Linked DNA regions of Homo sapiens: all the other regions are linked to region 3. A link is a contact called in ENCODE Hi-C or POLR2A ChIA-PET data. All regions are on one chromosome and are shown on one strand. The core of a region is the stretch at or near the end of the contact, and the rest is flanking DNA. Distances in the headings are between cores, read along the strand shown. Region 1 holds the start of ARFGAP2 (ARF GTPase activating protein 2). Region 2 overlaps CELF1 (CUGBP Elav-like family member 1). Region 3 holds the start of SPI1 (Spi-1 proto-oncogene).

Region 1 (3,481 bases), core at 801-3,300, 200 kb before region 3:
CTGCACCTCCATTTATGGAGGAGGAAACACCTAGGCCTACCCAGCAGGAACAGTGGACTTCATACGTGGTGTCCAAGACATCACATCAAAGCAAATGGAATCTACAACCATGATCACAGAAGGCCTGGGCCTTGGTAAATTGCCTGTCAAGAACAACTGGGAAAACGGTTCCTTGTGGGCACTCACTTGAGTGTGTTCTGTGAAGAAATCAGAGTCCTTCTTCTCTGGGGAGTGATTAGGAACGGCACTACTCATGTTGTCTATCCAAAGCTAGAAAGGAGAAGACACCCCTAAAACACAGGGCTCTGAATACTCCTAACCCTCCTGCCCCAGCCCCAAGAACAGGCACTTACATCAGTGCCATGCCTAGCCAGGGCCGCACTCCCCAGCTGCCGGATCTTCTCCCGGTACATCTGGGCAGCTCGGCTATTATATTTGGTGTTGGCATCATTGGCTGTGCATCCATGTTGGCGAAAAAAAGCCGTCTGGAGAGCAAAGAAGAGAGCAGCGCGTGCTACGGGTGATTCTCAAGAAGGAAACGTGTTGGCTGTAGGAGACATCTCCTTATGACAGCGAAGTTATTATCTATACAGGATGATACACGCTACTGACACCGGTTTTTCAGAGATAAAGTTTCTCGAAATTCCTGCAAAAAACACCTTGCAGCGGGCCATCCTCTGATATGACTGAAGTCCAGGCCCCACTGAACGCTGCCTGAGCACAACATCCCATACCCAGCCTCCCCATCCTTCATCCAGGGCAGGCCCACAAGACCCAATGACTGTGAAGGCTCCCAACTCCTGTGGCTTTTCCCCAAGAACACCTGCCCAGTTTAATTGGAATCTGAAACCCATTTAAGAGAAGCTGTGACCAGTTTCGAAGTTTTCAGAAAATAGCTTATGGTGGTGTTATAGAACAGAGAACCCTCTGAACAGGGAAAACGACAGGGCCTCTTAGGGAGTCGTGCAAAGTTAGTAACCAGGCAGAAGAATGGAAGGTGAGGGAAGTAGAAGGAGCTTTACCGCATTGGCATTCCCGCCGACCTGCATACACCTCAGCTGGAACCAGTTCCAGTTGGAATCCAACTCTGTGGACCTGTGTACAAGGGCTGCGTCTCACCCACTAGCAGATACCAGCAGGATTTCCCTGGCAACCCGGATACCTGTCACTTGGCCTCAGGCTGCTGTAGGCACCCAGGAAACATTAATCAGCCATCACCCCATTTCCTCCACACTACCCTGTCCATGAAAACTCTCCTCTTCGTTCATTTACTCCAAAGAGTACTAATTATGTCCCCAGATCCGAAAGGAGGTCACATTCTCAGGCACGCACGCCTGGATTTGGCTTTCCCCTAATGGATGGTCACAGTCTCACTAGAGACATACTGGTCTAACAACATATCAGCAACAACAAGGTCAATGCCTCCCTTTCCCCTCAACTAACGCTCAGAGTCTCAAGCCTGACCGTCAAAAAAGAGGAAGTTTTGGCCCAGAGGCGGAGACGGACCGCCCATGTGCCAAAGGGCCCACACAGGTGGTTCCCTCTGGCAGGAGGCTACCGGACCCTCTCGGCCCAGAGGCTTCCCACCGAATTCAGAGCGGCCCAAGTCGAGGCAGCCACTCTCCCTTGTTGCCCAGACACCCCTGGCCGGCCGGGTGGAAACACGGCAACCGCGCGGAGAGCCTACCTGATGAAGCTCAGATGGACGCCCAGGGAGCGGTGCACCCCGGAACAGTCAATGCACAAGAAAACACCGTACGTGATGCTGGCCCAACTCGGATTCTTGGCGCCGCAGTCGAAACAGGCCTGGGTGGAGGCGGCGATGAGCGAATCGTCAGGGGCCCCGAGTAAAGGCCAGGCACCGACACCCCAGAAACATAACCCACCTCCGCCCTTCTCCCTCCCTCAGGCCCCAGCGGGACGAGAGACTCCGCGCGCCCCCTGCTCACGCACCTTGTTGGTTGGAACTGCGCGAAGCCTCTTAAAAAGAGTCTGGATTTCGGTCTTGTTCGGCTCCGCCGCCATTTTCTCTCCTTCCCAGACACAACCGCGGCTGACGGGTCCCGCCGCGGGCCAATCCACGGCGGGGAGGGCGGGCTCACCAGGCCGGCCTCAGCGGTGCCTGGGCCAGCCGAGGGGTGGGGTGATTGGAGTCCGATCTGGACCAATGGGCAGCCGGCGGGACGGGGGCGGCGACGACAACCGCGGCCGCAAGAATCAACGCCGCGCCGGGCCAATCCGCAGCCGGGGCGGGGCGACGGCGCGCGGACCGGCCCAAACCTCCTCGCGCGCGTAGTACCCTTCCCCCCGCCCCTCCCACGCCGCAACCCCCAGGTGGAGTCGCCCCCACGCCGCGCAGGCTGCGGGAGGCTGGGGGCGGGGACCCCCACTCCAGCTAATTACAGATCGATGAATAAGGATTAGGCTGCCCAAACACTCCTCGTCCCTCCGGCCCGAACGGGCAGACGCATTGGCCCGCGTCTCGCCCAGCCTTCAGCCGTTCTCGGTTAACAGCAAGCCTGACAGCGAGTCCCCTCCACTCCAGATTAGTATCTCGAAGTTCCAGAGCAGGTACCAAGCAGGCAAACCCTTTTCCAACCCCGGCCCCATAACAGACGCTAGGCCTCTCTCTAGATGCCCTCTGGTGGCCTGGCAAGGGTGTCCTATCAAAAAAATGCACATGAGCCCGACAGTGGTGTTTTTGTTTTTGTGTGTGGGTGTGTGTCAAGTTTTAATACACGCTAGAACAAGCCACAAGAGGGTGCTGCTAGGCCAGAACTACACTCACCCCAAGCCCACCCCAGGAACCCCAAAGCAGAGGTCAGGAACTGAGTCCACAGCTCCTGGGGAGGCCCAGGCACCCCTGAACGCTTCTGTCACCTCTGACCTCCCATCTTGCCCTCAGCCTAGACTCGTCCCTTCCCTACCAGTCCCTTCCCTAGACAAAGGCCCCTCCCCTCCCTGGGTCCCAGGACTTCCTCCCTCAAGGGACAGAGGAGCAGCCAGAGAGCGACGGTTCAGGGCCCTGAGGGTCCGGCTCTCCAGGAGAAGCTGGGCTCTGAACCAGGGTGGGTAAACGTTGCAGAAGGGCTGTCAGGACACTCAGGCGCCCACACACTCCACGTAGTTGGCAGGGTACAGGCCAATGCGGCCACTCTGCAACTGGCCTTGGCACCAGCCCTGCTCGTCCTCCTCACTCATCTTCAGCAGCTCCTCCCCTGGGGGAAAGGGGATTGGTCACTGCCAGTGGCCCTGGCCCAGGCCCTGTTCCTGCAACTGGGTCAAGGACTGAGGGGGATGGTGTGGTCCCAGAGCCCAGCTAGCAAAGACATGGCTCAGGCAGAGGCAGGTCAAGGTCAGCAAGCTGCCCCACCCCAGACCCTGAATGCAGCCACCAGGCACCAGCTATCTGGACCTGGAACAGCTGAAGGGACAGAGGACTGGCCCTTAAGAAGTGGGTATTTGGCTTCCCTTTCTGACA
Region 2 (3,518 bases), core at 437-2,936, 130 kb after region 3:
AGATACAGAGATGAAATGACTCCCTCAAGATCACAGAGATCCGGGCTAAGAAGGCTGCTTCAGGTTAAAAATTGTCTCCAAGGAAGCTCATGCACATAACCCACAGAAAGTCTGTTTAAATGCTAAGGGCCATAAAGTTGAGTCTGACTTTTTTTTTGAGACAGAGTCTCTCTCTCTTTTCCAGGCTGAAGTGAAGTGGCATGATCTCGACTCACTGCAACCTCTGCCTCCCGGGTTCAAGTGCTTCTTGTGCCTCAGCCTCCCAAGCAGCTAGGACTACAGGCACAAGCCATCATGCCCAGCTAATGTTTTGTATTTTCAGCAGAAACAGGGTTTCCCCATGTTGCCAAAGCTGGTCTTGAACTCCTGAGTTTAGGCAATCCACCCTCCTTGGCCTCCCAGAGTAAGCTAGGATTACAGGAGTGAGCCACTGTGCCCGGTTTTTTGTTTTGTTTTGTTTTGAGATGGAGTCCCGCTCTGTTTCCCAGGCTGGAGTGCGGTGGCATGATCTCTGCTTACTGCAACCTCCGCCTCCCAGGTTCAAACGATTCTCCTGCCTCAACCTCCTGAGTAGCTGGGACTACAGGCACTGGCCACCAAGCCTGGCTAATTTTTTTGTATTTTTAGTAGAGACAGGTTTTCACTGTATTAGCCAGGATAGTCCTGATCTCCTGACCTCATGATCCACCTGCCTTGGCCTCCCAAAGTGCTGGAATTACAGGCATGAGCCACCGTGCCCAGAATTTTTTTTTTTTTTTTTTTTTTAGAGATGAGGGATCACTCTGCCCAGCTAATTTTTTTTGTATTTTTAGTAGAGACAGAGTCTGGCCATGTTAGCCAGGGTGGTCTCGAACTCCTGACCTCAAATGATCTGCCTGCCTCAGCCTCCCGAAATGTTGGGATTACAGATGTGAGCCTCCGCACCCTGCCCAAACTTTTAACTGGAAAAGAGAAAAAAGACAAATAATAGAAATAACTTGGGAAAAGTATATTCTCTTTAAAGTATTACTTTTTGGTCAGCTTGCAATGCCCTTTACTTCTTTCTTCCTGTTACATGCCTAGCTCAATAAGTAAGTTAGGCCCCCTGCTTTGGAAAACTCCATGTTCACCTACTCTCATGCTCCAGAGAGCCAAGTAAACAGATAAAAGGATCAAGCGGGAAGCAGACCTCTCAGGAGCTGGAGGCCTGTAAGCCCAACAATGCTTTAGGCTAAACAGACTAAACTTTATGCTAAACCGTGTGAAAATGGACAAGTGAGATTTCCTGAAAACAAAATCCACAGCTTTCATCAGATTCTATAAGGGGTTCACAACCATTCTTAGAATGGTCCCCTCTTGGACTTCCAATCCCTAGAGGATGGGACTAGATTAATCTAGACTAACACTAGGTCATCTAAAACTATAATTGTATTTTCTCTAAACAAGTTTTTAAACAGCTATCTAGTTTAGTCCACATCACATACAATTCACCTCATTTAAAATGTTGTTAGTGATTTTAATCTCATTTCAAAATGTTGTTAGTGAACTATGTTTCAACTTTCTCATTTATATTCATATCCACAGAACACCTGAATAAAAGTAACACATATCAGACCTTCAATTGTTGAACTTAATTCCCCAGTTTATCTGGTGTAATTTGTAAAGTTTCTATGAACTTTCCTGAATTGAGACATACTTGCACTTCCTAGTTTTTTGGGGGTTTTCCCCCCTGAAATTGCAGGTACTGTAAAAGCAACATGTGGGCAGCACCCCCTCTTTTTTTTTTTTTGAGACAGAGTCTCGCTCTGTCACCCAGGCTGGAGTGCAGTGGCGTGATCTCAGCTCACTGCAAGCTCCGCCTCTCGGGTGCATGCCATTCTCCTGCCTCAGCCTTCCGAGTAGCTGGGACTACAGGCACCCGCCACCACGCCTAATTTTTTGTATTTTTAGTAGAGATGGGGTTTCACCATGTTAGCCAGGATGGTCTCGATCTCCTGACCTCGTGATCCGCCCACCTCGGCCTCCCAAAGTGCTAGGATTACAGGCGTGAGCCACTGCGCCCGGCCACCCTCTTTTTTTTTTTTTAAACAAAATATTTCATAAGTATTCCTTCCTGTTTTAATTTTTCCATTTCCCCAACTTTAATTAATTATACTTACAACCATATTTTGGTTTATCTTCTACCAGGATTTCTTCCATGCATACAATAAAATGTACAAACACTCAAATACACAAAATTTTCCTTTTTTTTTTCCCCCCAGATGGAGTCTTGTTCTGTTGTCCAGGCTGGAGTGCAGTGGCATGATCTCAGCTCACTGCAGCCTCTGCCTCCCGGGTTCAAGCAATTCTCCTGCCTCAGCCTCCCAAGTAGCTGGGACTACAGGCGTGCACCACCACACCCAGCTAATTTTTGTATTTTTTAGTACAGACAGGGTTTCGACATGTTGGCCAGGCTGGAACTCCTGACCTCAAGTGATGGGCTCACCTTGGCCTCCCAAAGTACTGGGATTACAGGCATGAGCCACCATGTCTGGCCTCAAATACACAGAATTTTCAAATTCAATATTATACTAAGTATAATACTGCACAACCTACTTTTTTGCACCTAACAATGATAAACATTTTCTCGTAAGCAGCCATTATTAAAGGATCAGAGCCACAAATGGCCTAAAGCTTGACTCTGCCAATAGCATCCTTGCATATTCACAACCAATAAATAGAACTACCTCCCTAATCTAGCTCACCTCCCATTTAGTTATATGATCTTTCCATGAGTATATAAGCACCTAAACCAGAGGTCGTCTCACCTGAGAGACACCCTATTTTAGAGGCACTCAGATGAGGCAAACAGAGCATGCAAAAAACATTTTTAAAAATCTCTTTTTGGCCAGGCATGATGGCTCATGCCTGTAATCCCAGCACTTTGGGAGGCCAAGGCAGGAACATCTCTAGCACCCAGGAGTTTGAGACCAGCCTCGGCAACATAGCAAGACCCTATCTCTACAAAAAAAAAAAAAAAAAAAATCAGACAGGCATGGCAGTGCACGCCTGTAGCCCTAATTTGGATGCTGAGGTAGGAAGATTGCTTGAGTCCAGAAATTTGAGGCTGCAGTGAGCCATGATCGTGCCACTGCACTCCAGTCTGGCTGACAGAGCAAGACCTTGTTTCAAAAAATAAAATAATTTAAAAAATCTCTTTTCCTATTTCCTCCCCAAATGCCCACACACTGGGTGTAACTCTCAAATCCCCCGTATTTCCTCTCTGCTCCCCAAACAGCTTCCTACTGTGGTGAGAGCTGGGAGGTGGGAGGAGGAATCTAATTCTTTCTATAGTTCCTGTTTCTTTACCATGGCAGTACTGTCAACAATGGACAACAAATTGCTGGATGCAGCAGTAGCAATTTACATATGGTAGCTAAGCTAATGCACAGCTTTCTCTGGGCAGAATTACTAACGCTTCTACCTATCATTGCAGTTTGAACCCAATGTTCCAGGCACACCAGTGTTAAGTATTTGCCTGGTGGCTTCTACCTTCAAAG
Region 3 (3,438 bases), core at 69-2,568:
TTGGTGTGATGTCAGGCCTGGGGTGCCTCCCAGCCTCCTGGGGTGGCTCTGAGCCAGGGCATAGTGGGGGAAGGGAGCTGCCTCTAGACCAGGAAAGTGGATTCAGGTGGGCAGCCTGCCAAGCCCTTCCCGGCTCCCCTCAAGCCTCCTCACTCCTGAGAGGTCATGGGGTGGGAAAAGGGAGAAGGGTCCTTTCCGAGGGACCCTGGTCTGACACCTGCCTAAGGCTGCAACTGTCACTGAGAGTGAGGAGCAGTGGCGATCTGCCCTTCTCTTCTCGGGGTCCCCTGGGGCTCCCACTTCTTCACCCCCAAGACCCAGTCCCTGTCCTTGTCCCAGCCTCAGCCCCCATTCTCACTTATCACATGCTCACCCCAGGTCCCACCCAGCCCCAATCTCAGTCCTGGCCTTGTCCCAGCCCTGTCCCCTGCCGCGCCTCTCCCTGAACTCCAGCCCTGGGGCCAGCCCTAACTGCACTGTCTCAGCTCCACTCCTGGCTCCTTTCCAGCACCAGTCCCTGTCTCCTGTGGGTACCCCTGTGGGCCCATGGCCCTGACCCTTTGGTCAACAATCATGTCCTCTGTGCCAGGCCCCAGACTGGGCGTTGGGGACCCAGAGTTCCATCAGCTTTGGTTTCCAGGAGCCCCAAGGCCATGGGCCAAGACTTCTGCCCATTGCCTCCTGCCTTCAACCCCTTCCCATCCAGGGGACCGGCCTCCCCCAAGCCAGTCCCCCCATCTCCCTCCTCTACCTCTCTACCACCGCCTTCACCATCCTCAGCCCAGCACCCTCCCCAGGAGCCCCGGCCTCCGCCTGCCACCCGAGCCCTGTCTATAAATAACTGTTCAGGCCCCACCGATCACAGCCCCACCGTGGGCCTGGCCTCAGCCCGCCAGGGCATGCTCCGAGGAAGCCAATGGCCCCCTCGCTGGGTCTCAGGCCAGGAGTTCCAGGGAGGAAACCCTGACTTCCCACTGATAGCAAGCCAGGAGGGCAGTGGGTGGGCTGGCGGGTTCGTGGGCAGGCAGGCAGGCGTCCGAGGGCCACGGGTTGGGCTGGTGGAGGAGTCCCGGTACTCACAGGGGGGACGAGGGGAAACCCTTCCATTTTGCACGCCTGTAACATCCAGCCGGGCTCCGAGTCGGTCAGATCCCCTGCCTCGGTGGGGGCCAATGCAGAGCCCCTCAGGATGGGGTGCCCCGTCAGGGGCTGGACGGTCGTGGGGCGGGTGCAGGGCTCAGGCCTGCCCCCTGAGCTACAGGAGCCCTGGGTGAGCCCCCTCCCTTGACATTGCAGGGCCAGCACAAGTTCCTGATTTTATCGAAGGGCCTGCCGCTGGGAGATAGTCCCCTTGGGGTGACATCACCGCCCCAACCCGTTTGCATAAATCTCTTGCGCTACATACAGGAAGTCTCTGGCCGGCTGGGGCAGGTGGTGCTCAAAGGGCTGGCCTGGGAAGCCATGGGGTCCAGGCCCCCTGCCCAGAGGAAGCTGGGACTGAGAGGGATGACTTTGGGGGCTAAGCTGGGGAGGGAGGATGGGAGGGAGAACGTGTAGCTCTGCCACACCACTGGGAGGCTTTTGCTCTAACCCAACAAATGCCTGCTTCTTTTGAGATCCCTATGTAGCCAACAGTCACCTCATTGGGGTCAGAGCTGGAAGGGGTGGCCTCTTGGGGCCTCCACTTTCTGGAGTCAGCCTTCCTGGGTGAGGGCTCTGATCTAGCAGGCTATCAGGCCTGGCTCTTCCTGTGGCCCTGCACCCCCACTGCCTAGGCTATCCCTAGGCTGAGGCTGGGCTCAGGTGTAGGGTCTTCAGCATAGTGCTGCTTTCTTCCTTCCCTCTGAATCTGTTCACATGGGCTTCCCTACCACCAGAAGAGGGTCCTGGGTTCTTATACCCTCCCCTCCCAGCTTCTTGATTACCACATTCAAATCCCTAGGGCTCTGTTTCCAGCCCAGGTTTCTCAGTTTCCCCATCCCTTGGCAATGCCTGAATATCAATCTAACCCTCCTGGTTTACAAACCTTTCTTGCCTATCCACCATTCATCTGTTTTCCCATGCATCTATTTGTCTGTCTATTTGTCCATCCAGCTATCCATTCATCAAGCCCACCATGCATTCACTTATGTGTCCATTTATCCAACTGTCCGTTTGTTTGTTCATTCATCTGTCAGTCAATTCATCCACCCACCCATCTGTTTATCTACTTGTCTATCTAACCATCTATATGTCCATTAATCAGCCCGTCCACCTGCTATCAGTCCATCAGTCCACAATTCCATCTGTTTATCCATCTATGAATCTGCTCATCCATTCATCCACCTGTCCATCCATCCACCCATCCACTCATCCACCCATCTACCCATCCACTCATCTGTCCATCAACCCATCCATCATCCACCTACCCCTTCATTCATTCATCCATCCATCCACCAGTCCACTCATCCACCCATCTACCAATCCACCCACCTACCATTCCACCCATCTATTCATCCACCTATCCATCCATTCACCTATCAGCTTCGGTTTCCAGGAGCCCCATGAGAACAGGCAGTATTTGACTTTCTGTTTCTGCGTTGTTTCGCATATGATAATGTCCTCCAATTCCATCCATGTTGCTGCAAAGACATAATTTCATTCTTTTTTATGGCTGAATAGTATTTCATTATATATATATATAAATACAATATAACATGTTATTTATTCACTCACCCGTTGATGGACACTTATGTTGATTCTGTATCTTTGCTATTATGAATAGTGCTGTGATAAACATACAAATGCAGTATCTTTTTGGTATCACTCATCCATCCAGCCATCCATTCATCCATCCATCCATTCATCCACCTATCCACCCATCTACCCATCTACCCATTTACTCATCCACCTGTCCACCAATCCAGCTATCTACCCATTCATCCATCCACTCATCCACCTATCCATCCATCCACTCATTCATCCAGCCATCCACAAATCCACCCATCCACTTATCTATCCATCCATCCATTCATCCATCCACCAATCCACTCATCCACTTATCTATCCATCCATCCATTCATCCATCCATCCATCCACTCATCCACACATCTACCGATTCACTAATCCACCCATCCACCAATCCACTCATCTACCCATCCATCTATCCATCCATCCACTCATTCATCTATCTGTCTATCCACTTATCTGTCCATCCATGCATCTTCCCAATGTTGAGTTCCAGGCTCTAAGCTGAGCGCTGGGAAAACAAAAAAGTATTATACAAGACCCCTGCCTTCAGAGAGTTCCTGATCTTTTCTGGGGGGTGGAGGGATGAGTAGAGGCATTTTTGTTTTGTTGTTGTTGTTGTTGTTGTTGTTTTTCTGGCCCAGTGATCTCTGGTGAGTCCCCTCTGCTGGGAAGGAATTTTGAACATTCAGTGTCCTCCCCTGTATAATC

What was found. A loop is a pair of places that touch in the nucleus more often than their neighbours do. ChIA-PET counts read pairs that join two places held with the same protein, here RNA polymerase II (POLR2A). Pooled maps may share reads with other maps.
Region 1: a map of B cell shows a loop between it and region 3 (7-fold over the local background). The contact joins the promoter of ARFGAP2 here to the promoter of SPI1 in region 3. A Hi-C loop is called at or near these places in 1 of 168 maps with a recorded cell type or tissue (B cell), 2 of 37 single-sample maps with no recorded cell type and 11 of 50 pooled maps. POLR2A ChIA-PET finds 5 or more read pairs at or near these places in 4 of 52 experiments (H1, HepG2, PC-9 and 1 more).
Region 2: a pooled map shows a loop between it and region 3 (2.5-fold over the local background). The contact joins the enhancer-like site here to the promoter of SPI1 in region 3. A Hi-C loop is called at or near these places in 3 of 50 pooled maps. POLR2A ChIA-PET finds 5 or more read pairs at or near these places in 5 of 52 experiments (H1, K562, OCI-LY7 and 2 more).

What each region holds. Positions count from the first base shown.
Region 1 is chr11:47,174,829-47,178,309 of GRCh38, forward strand. ARFGAP2 (ARF GTPase activating protein 2) reads right to left here and starts at 2,051. Exons shown (of 16, transcript NM_032389.6): 1 at 1,954-2,051; 2 at 1,688-1,806; 3 at 1,023-1,095; 4 at 354-485; 5 at 187-270. The coding sequence starts at 2,025. PACSIN3 (protein kinase C and casein kinase substrate in neurons 3) reads right to left here. Exons shown (of 11, transcript NM_016223.5): 11 at 2,694-3,218. The coding sequence ends at 3,103. RefSeq lists enhancers at 1,799-2,028, 2,570-3,151, 2,999-3,048, 3,129-3,178 and a silencer at 2,079-2,508.
Region 2 is chr11:47,511,710-47,515,227 of GRCh38, forward strand. All of the region lies in intron 1 of CELF1 (CUGBP Elav-like family member 1), which reads right to left. Among named protein-coding and RNA genes, the nearest start is that of CELF1, 40 kb to the right of the region's middle. RefSeq lists a silencer at 1,851-1,990. Within about 2 kb of position 1,687, at least 12 of the 41 ENCODE cell types and tissues checked have a DNase peak (open chromatin) inside an H3K27ac peak, as active enhancers do.
Region 3 is chr11:47,377,229-47,380,666 of GRCh38, forward strand. It overlaps SPI1 (Spi-1 proto-oncogene), which reads right to left and starts at 1,319. Exons shown (of 5, transcript NM_003120.3): 1 at 1,081-1,319. The coding sequence starts at 1,125. RefSeq lists enhancers at 1-72, 743-792, 966-1,917, 1,413-1,482.